Linked DNA regions of Mus musculus: region 2 is linked to region 1. Evidence: chromatin loops called from intact Hi-C (ENCODE). Cell type or tissue: heart. All regions are shown on one strand.

The links. Peaks named below come from ENCODE experiments on the same cell type or tissue, not always from the same donor. Only the 100,000 strongest peaks of a DNase experiment are listed, where the experiment ranks them.
Region 2: it touches region 1 in a loop (3-fold over the local background); 2 of 42 quality-filtered maps call a loop at or near these places.

What each region holds. Positions count from the first base shown.
Region 1 is chr10:85,470,465-85,474,464 of GRCm38, reverse strand. The region is part of intron 1 of Btbd11 (BTB (POZ) domain containing 11); the gene reads right to left. Among named protein-coding and RNA genes, the nearest start is that of Btbd11, 86 kb to the right of the region's middle. In heart, no CTCF peak of the experiment used is centred here; no DNase peak of the experiment used is centred here.
Region 2 is chr10:85,603,099-85,607,098 of GRCm38, reverse strand. All of the region lies in intron 4 of Btbd11 (BTB (POZ) domain containing 11), which reads right to left. Among named protein-coding and RNA genes, the nearest start is that of Gm40731, 15 kb to the right of the region's middle. In heart, a CTCF peak has its summit at 2,233; a DNase peak (open chromatin) is centred at 2,358.

The sequences.
Region 1 (4,000 bases):
CCCACCACTCCTGGAATGGTTAGGATTATGCACCACTATGTCCAGTTTTTGGGTCACTTCATATTTCCTTGGCAAACTCTCTATGAGCTGGATGGCTCCAGTCCTGGGAATCAGGTCCTGCAATCACACTCTGATGCCATAAACAATAGATAGGAAGCTGAAAGGGCATCCCCCTGGTCAGGCGCGCTGCCCCTGGTGCTCATCCTAACATTCTGGGTTTTATTATGCCACCCAGGCAAGTATTTCTGTAGGCTGCCTCTATCTACTGTGAATTTCTGACCACAGGCTTTTCCAATTTTCAGCGGGGCCTGCTTGAATTCTCTTAGAGTCTGGAATCTATCCAACCTCCCATTACTGGCTGGCTGTGAAACAGAGCAGAAAATGCCAGTCTTCTCTCCTTCACAATCCAGAGTGAGCAGACACCACACCAGACCTCAGGTCTGAACTGCCAGAGACTCAAAGAGCTGTCGCCAGCCTTTCAAGGATGAGGGACAGCCTGGCATGATGCAAGGAACCTCAACCTGGGGCCACAGAAGAGGAGGGTATAAAGCTAAGAATCATCGTTGACTGACAGTTCAGCCAAGACAAGTGCTCTTAGCTCAAGTTCCGGCTAAGTCTTGCCCTGTGCGATCATTCGACACAGTCACAGAGCCTTTCTGCTGAGATGACACGGTTCCTCCCTGCTGGAGGAGGAAGGCCATCCATAAACGAAGCAAGAAAAATCCAACAGTGGGAAGGGCTACTCAGAGAATTCAAAAGGACCCAGACAGCGGTCAAGCGTGGCTTTAATGGAAGTGGACACGGAAGGCCTCCCTGAGGAGGGGGCAGGGAAAGTTAGACTTGAGAGATAAGAAGTCTTCCAAGCCCAAAGGTAGCCGGAAGAGTATTCAGGAAATAGCCAAGACAGTAGGGCTGAGTCACACTTGCTGGGGCAGAGCGGAACCATGTGACTGGAGTGTCATGTGTGTCCATAACATGGGGAAAGATAACCTTATGGAGAGAGACTGGGGCCAGATCCTACAGTGGCTTTAAACCGGGTGCATATGCAGATTAAGTGGGGCTACAGGAAAACTGTTAGCTGCATTTGTTATGCATATGACATATTCCCCACAGGCTTGGTTGCCAACATGTGGGTTCTTGGAAAGCAAATGGGTCCTGAGGAATGTGACCTAATAAACAGCATATTCCTTGGCAAATTCACAATATGGTGGTGTTATAGAGGAAAACTGAATAATAGGAGGTAGGGTCTGTGAGGAAAGTAGGCCACTGGGTGTAGATATACCCTCAGGTCAATATCTTGCCCTGGCCTCTCTTTCTTTCTGCTTCCTGCCTGCCACAGTGTGAGCAACTTCTGCCACACGCTCCTGCTGCCATGATGTTCCACCTCATCACGTGCCCAGAAGCAACAGAGACAAGTAGTGTAGACTGAACCATACAACTGGGGGCCAAAATCCCGCTCCCCTACACACTTAGGTCATTTATGGAGGGCATTCCATCACACTAATGCACAGTCTAGCACAGTACCTCCTTTTGCATCTCAAAACACGAGAAAGAAACTAAATGCACATCTACTGTGCTACTGCTACTAGGATGTCTCTAATCTCCCAATGAATTCGCATCTGATGACACTGGGCACAAAAAGGCTGGGGTTGGGAGTACTTATAAATGTTCAGGTGTCTCTTACCAGGCTTTGCCTAAGAGTTGGGGATGGGGTAAGGAGCCTCAGAGGGCTTTAAGCTGAAGTAGGGAAGCTACATCTTCAATTCATGTGACCCTCATACAATGTGACATTGGTTTTACTACAAAAGGCTACTTAGCTTAAAAAGTATCAGAAAGATAAAGTTATCTCCAATTCAGAAATGGGTCTAGAAAAGAAGTCCATGCACCTTTGAATCCAGAATTCTGCCCATCTGTAGCTTTCTTAATTTCTTTCTTTCTTAAATTCTTTCTTTCTTTCTTTCTTTCTTTCTTTCTTTCTTTCTTTCTTTCTTTCTTTCCCTCTCTCTCTCTTTCTTTCTTCCTTCCTTCCTTCCTTCCTTCCTTTCTTTCTTTCTTTCTTCCTTCTTTCAAGATTTATTTATTACTTACTATATGTGAGTACACTGCAGCTATCTTTAGACACTCCAGAAGAGGGCGTCAGATCTCATTACAGATGGTTGTGAACCACCATGTGGTTGCTGGGATTTGAACTCAGGATCTTTGGAAGAGCAGTCAGTGCTCTTACCCACTGAGCCATCTCTCCAGCCCCCATCTGTAACTTTCACCCTGCTTACCCTGGTCTCCTCTCACCAAGACAAACTCTACCCACAGCCTGCATGTTTGTTCTTCTCTTCCCAGACCTTCTTTTCTCTCCCAGATCTCTGATGCTCAAGCTTAGAAAGCTGCCTCTTTATTCCTTCTTTTAGAGATCTATACTGTATACTGGGCACTGAAGGCCCCTCCAAGAAGTTCCAGCTCCTTCCAGCTCACTAGTGTTGGAGAGTCTTATATAACACTTACCCGGCCTCCCACCAAGCTACTGTTCTATGGAACACACCTTGGGGGACCTCAGACCAAAGCAGTGGCTTACAAACTGCACCATGTCTTACAATCATTCAGGGACTTGAACTCTAAGGCCAGAATCTGTGGTAAGACTTGACAGGTCCTCCAGGGGACTGAGTGAGAGGAGCGTTCATTAACAAAACTGGGGCATTCGACAGGGATAGTGAAAAGTGGGGTTCACTTAAACTGAAGGTGAAATCCCTCAATTCAGAACTTTCTTAGCTGCAGGTTTCTGACCATCTTATTGCTTCACCCCATACTGTTGCCCCTAGTCAAGAAGGCCACAATGAGAGAGGGGAACACTAGGTAAGCACTAAGCATTTGGTCTGACCAGGTGCTCCAGGAATGAGCTGTGAGGATCCTACGCAAATCTCCCACATCTCTGTGGTCTCTTGTCAGTGTGAGTTTGTGACAGTAGACACGTATAATTCCCGTCACTGTCCCCTTCAGCCTTGCAGACTGACGTGTCCTTCTTGGATGGAAAACATCCAACAGGGATGATAAAGGCCTTGGCAAAGTTGCTCGAGTTCCTAATCTCAGCTTTTCCACCACTGTAAGAACAAAGAGAGGGACTATTTACGAGGCTTTGGTTCAATACCTGGGTACCCCAAAGAGTCTGGTACATGTCTGATGATAGTAGTGCATAGTAGAAGGCACTCCAGAAGCATTGTCACTTGCACAAAACCTCCAAGGCTCATATGATCACTCCTCTCTCAGGATGAGTCAGCTGGTTCTGGGGCTGAGTATCTTTGAAGTAGGAGCAAGTACTGTCTGCTTAGAGTGCACCATAGGGCCCCAGGCCATCAGAGAATGTGCTCCTAGTCCTTAGAACAACCAGGATGAACAAGACTAAAGAGACATCATGTAGCCATTCTTAGATACTTTGTGGGTTCTTTTCCCCATCCTTCATACCCCCGGTTTCACCTGCTATCACTAAGTAGGAGAGAAAAAATGATAGGGATTCCCTCCACCTAGTTTCTTTCCTTTTGTTTCTTCTTGGAGCACAATTACTAACAAATTTCAAACAACCCCACCAAGGCCTCCACAATGACCACTAACCACCAACCCTGCCTCTCGAGGCCCTAGCATTTATATAACTTCTGAAAATTTCCCAGAATTCCAAATATTACCCAGTTGCAGAAACTATCTGCAGCTGGCAAAACCACACTTCTGCTAGAGCATGAGGCAAATCATAGTCAGCTGCTTTGGACGGTCCAAATTAGTCCCATATCTCTACACCTGGAATTAAAATGAAAACATATTGTAACAGTATTTCTGTGTTTTTTTAAAAATAGAATTCCAGAAATCTCACTACAAATCATAAATAACACCATCCACTAAACAGCAAGGTTAAAATCCATCTCATGGACTTGGATATTTAATTTTTCCAAGCTCAGGAAAAATATAGGGGTGGGTTATCTCCTTGGTGTAATCTATACATCTCTTTAAGGCCCCCAGC
Region 2 (4,000 bases), 130 kb before region 1:
GTCAGTTTTAACACAAAAATGTGGTGAGGAGAATAAATAACACTCCGTTTACTATGAAATCCAACAGCCAAGTCTGCTCCCTGTTGTGTAGACTTGCATCACCAGGAAGAGCTGCGCTCACTGGGGTGGAGCCTAATCCAACAAGGCTGTGATGGAAATGGGGACAGAGATGCAAGACGGTGGCCTGGTGAAAACAGAAGTCCAGACTGGAGCAACATTGTCCTAAACCACGTGCCTGGAGTCAGCAGAGGCTGGGGCATGGGGAGGGTCCACTCTTGGAGACTTTGTCAGCATATGTACTCTGACACCTTGGTCTTGGACGTGAGGTCTTCATTGCTGTGAGGTGAAAAACGTCCGTTCCAGTAGCTCAGACAGAGATAGGCTGTCACCTTAGCCCCAGCAAACAGACAGACACAGCTGCTGCAAATTCCCTTCCTGGAAGACACCTTTAGCTGTTTCTTTCGCTCCATTCAGAGAAAGTTTGGGCAAGTGTAGCAAAGACGTGTATGCATATTTCATACAAGGGTGACATCTCCCATACCGCTCCGCTCTGCAAGGCTTGTCTAGCTTGAAACTACCTCAGGGCTCATTACTATTTTTTTTAATATTTATTTTTATTTCATATGTACAACTGTTGGCCTGCCGTGTGTACATGCACCATGTACACAAAGTACCCTTGGAGGTGAGAATTGGGTGTCAGATCCCCTGGAACTGGAGTTACAGATGGTTGTGAGTCATTAACTGCTGGGAGCAAGACACTGGTCCTCTGTAAGAGCAATCAGTGCTCTTAACTGCTGACTTATCAGTCTAGGCCCAGTGCCATTACTATTATTATTATTATTATTATTATAATATTTATTTATTTATTTATTGTATGTGAGTGCATGGTTGCTGTCTTCATACACACCAGAAGAGGGCATCAATCCCATTACAGGTGGTTGTGAGCCACCATGTGGTTGCTGGCCATTGAACTCAGGATCTCTAGAAGCACAGTCAGTGCTCTTAACCACTGAGTCATCTCACCGGCCTAGGACCATTATTTTTATTTATGTAGCCTTGAGTCGTTTTGAGATGCTGTTCTGAGGCTCTTGCTGTATTCACACTGTTGTGCAGCTGTCACTGCTGAGTTGGCATTTCCGTCACTTCGAAGAGACACGGTGACCAGGGCAACAGTTAATTGGAGCTGGCTTACAGGTTCAGAGGTTCAGTCCATTATCATCATGGTAGGGAAACAAGGCAGCTTCCAGGAAGACATGATGCAGGTGGACCCAAGAGTTTGGCATCTTGATCTGTGGGCAGCCAGGAGGAGAGTGTACCACCACACTGGGTGAGCTTAAGTATATATGTGTGACCTCAAAGCCTGCCTCCACAGTGATACACTTCCTCCAACAAGGCCACACCTCCTAATAGTGCCACTCCTCATGGGCCAAGCATTCAAACACATGAATCTATGGTATCCAAACCTATTCAAATTATCACAGATCCCATCCACCTCCATCTGAAACTGTCCCCATCACATGAAGACTCTCCTACCCTTATGTAGCTCCCCAGGGCCATCCTGCAAACTTCTCACTCCCTCGCCCCCCACATTTAACAAGTCCCGTCCTTTCCAATTTCCTTGTTGCCTGTTTCCCCTGTTCCATCCCATCGCCCCCATCACTCTCTGCTCCTGTCTGAGTTCCGGTTGTTAGCTTCTCACCTGCAGCACTTGACTTCAGGGTCAATTACCCCTGTCTGCCTCTGCTCACCCTCCTTGCGGTCTAAATTATAAATCAGATGTTTCCCTGCCTTGCCATTGGTGACAGCTCCCACCACCTACAGGGTAAGTTCATGTTCTTTGGCAGGACAAGAAAAGTCCCTTCCAGGCAGAAGTCTCTAAACCTTTCCCTTCCTCTTATTCCTTTCCATGTGTCCCGTGCTCCTATTTATTCTTCAGGATACAGATCAAAAGGTTCCTGCTGGAAGGTCACAGCAGCTCCCTGGCCTGGATCCCTACTGCACGGCTGGCCCTGCTTTGTGCTAATTATTTCTGGATGTTTCTAACTATCTCTTGACCAGCTGAGAACATAGTAGGGCAGTCACAGAGTAGATGCTCTGTAGTTGTTTGCTGAGTGCCAGGCTGTGTAGCTAGTTTGGCATCTGGAACAGCCTCTATGGTCTGCCCCTGACTGTGGTAAGGGAGGACGGTTGAGGCCCAAAGGCATTCCCTTAGGACCAGAAAGAGGGCAGCATTTTGTGTTCCCAGAGGCGCGAAAGCGTTGGCATCAGCACGTGGGAGGCAGTGGCTCCAACTGGGTCACTATGGTCACCGGTGTGAAATCTGATGTCTTCTCCTGGAGGTGAAGAAGGGACTTAGCCTGCCAGTGCTGCATAGCCATGGCTCCTGGCCATGAATCTGCAGGGAGGTGAGAAGCTTTCTCCAGGCAGGGACGGACAAGGGCACTCAAGGGGAGAGAGTGTGCTGTCTGTGTGGGGAGTGTTCCAGGCCACCGAGAGCCAAGGCCCAGGTGCACAGGCTCTGTTGACGACCTAAGAAGAAAGTGGGAGGTCCAAGGCTGGGATTCAGGGATCTATAAGGGCAGGAGTGAGGGAGCTTGTCTGTGGGAATACAGTTCTAGTTCCATGCCACTACAGCTCTCATCATGAGCCTACCCTGAGTGCTATCTCTTTAAAACGGGACCGTCCTGAGGCTCTCCAGGCCCCTTATGAACACCATATATCACTCTCACCTCAATTCATCTCTGCGCCATGCCCAGTTCTACTTTCTTGGTAGACTTTCCTGATATCACCTGGCTCAGCTGTTTATTACTGCTTAGTGGCTGCATCCTCCCATTGGTAGGACAACTCTGAGGGTCCTGACTCCTCAGAATAGGATATGGTACCATCAAGATCCCACTGTAGCGAGACTCTCTGTATGCATAGATCCAAGGAGCTGGCCAACCAAGAGTCAAAGATGTTCATTAAGAATCTACACAGTACGCAGATTTTCTACACAGAATCTTATGGTAAATATTTGCATATCTAATGAAATGCAAATCAGCTAGAGATAATTTAAAGTATATAGGAGATTATGATCAGGCAGATGTAAATACTGTGCCATTTTAGAAAGGATGTGAGTATCCACAGGGTTTGGTGTCTGGGGGGGGGGGTCCTAAAGCCCTCCCCCTCCAGACACTGAGAGATGGCTACTCCAGATCTGATCCTTCGGAGACCAACGGTTGAAAGTCTATGCAGCTGAATAACCCTCTTCTCAGGTAGTGCTCTTCAGTGTGGACTCTAAAGATATCAGCACGGCACACTATACACAAACCTGTACATCAGCTGTCCCTACAGGTCAGCATTTCAGGACCAGTGTTTTTGTGGCACAGTCTTCACTTTGGAGCCCAGTTTGGTCACATCAAGTGAATCATAAAACATGCCAGTCTCAGAAGGTGTCCTGGAGGCCCAAGGAGAGTTAGAAGCTGCAGGTATGAACTGTTAACCTCAGCCCTGGTTCCCTGCCATGGTTTGCCAGTCCATGAAGCAGTTGCCATTCCTGTATTTTGCAGAGGAGTGGGGGTGGCAGGGGGGAAGTAAGTTTCCCTAGGGTCACCTGACAGAAGCATCAGGCCTAGATGAGAGTGTTCTATGGAACTTGGCCTTGGCACTCCGGTGCTCTAGAAATGTTGCAGAAGAGTTCAGGTGAGCATGTGGAATTATCAGGTCTCCAGTACCAGTTGGGCACTCTGCTTTCTCAACCTTGAGCTGTTCCATTGTCAGACAGATTAACCGTTCTCAAGAGGAGCCCCTGGTGCTCATGGGTCTTGTGTTAGGTGCTGCTTTAGCAGCTAACAGAAGATCTGAGTATACCTGGCTGTCTTTGTTTTTTGAATTCAGCCCTCATTTCCGAGTCGGAAACCAACCTCATCCAGACAGGAGAAAAACAACAGCATTTATCTTTGCGTTTCTGAAAGGCTTCAAAACGAATCATCAAGAAAGCACACAAACGCTGCCAAGATAC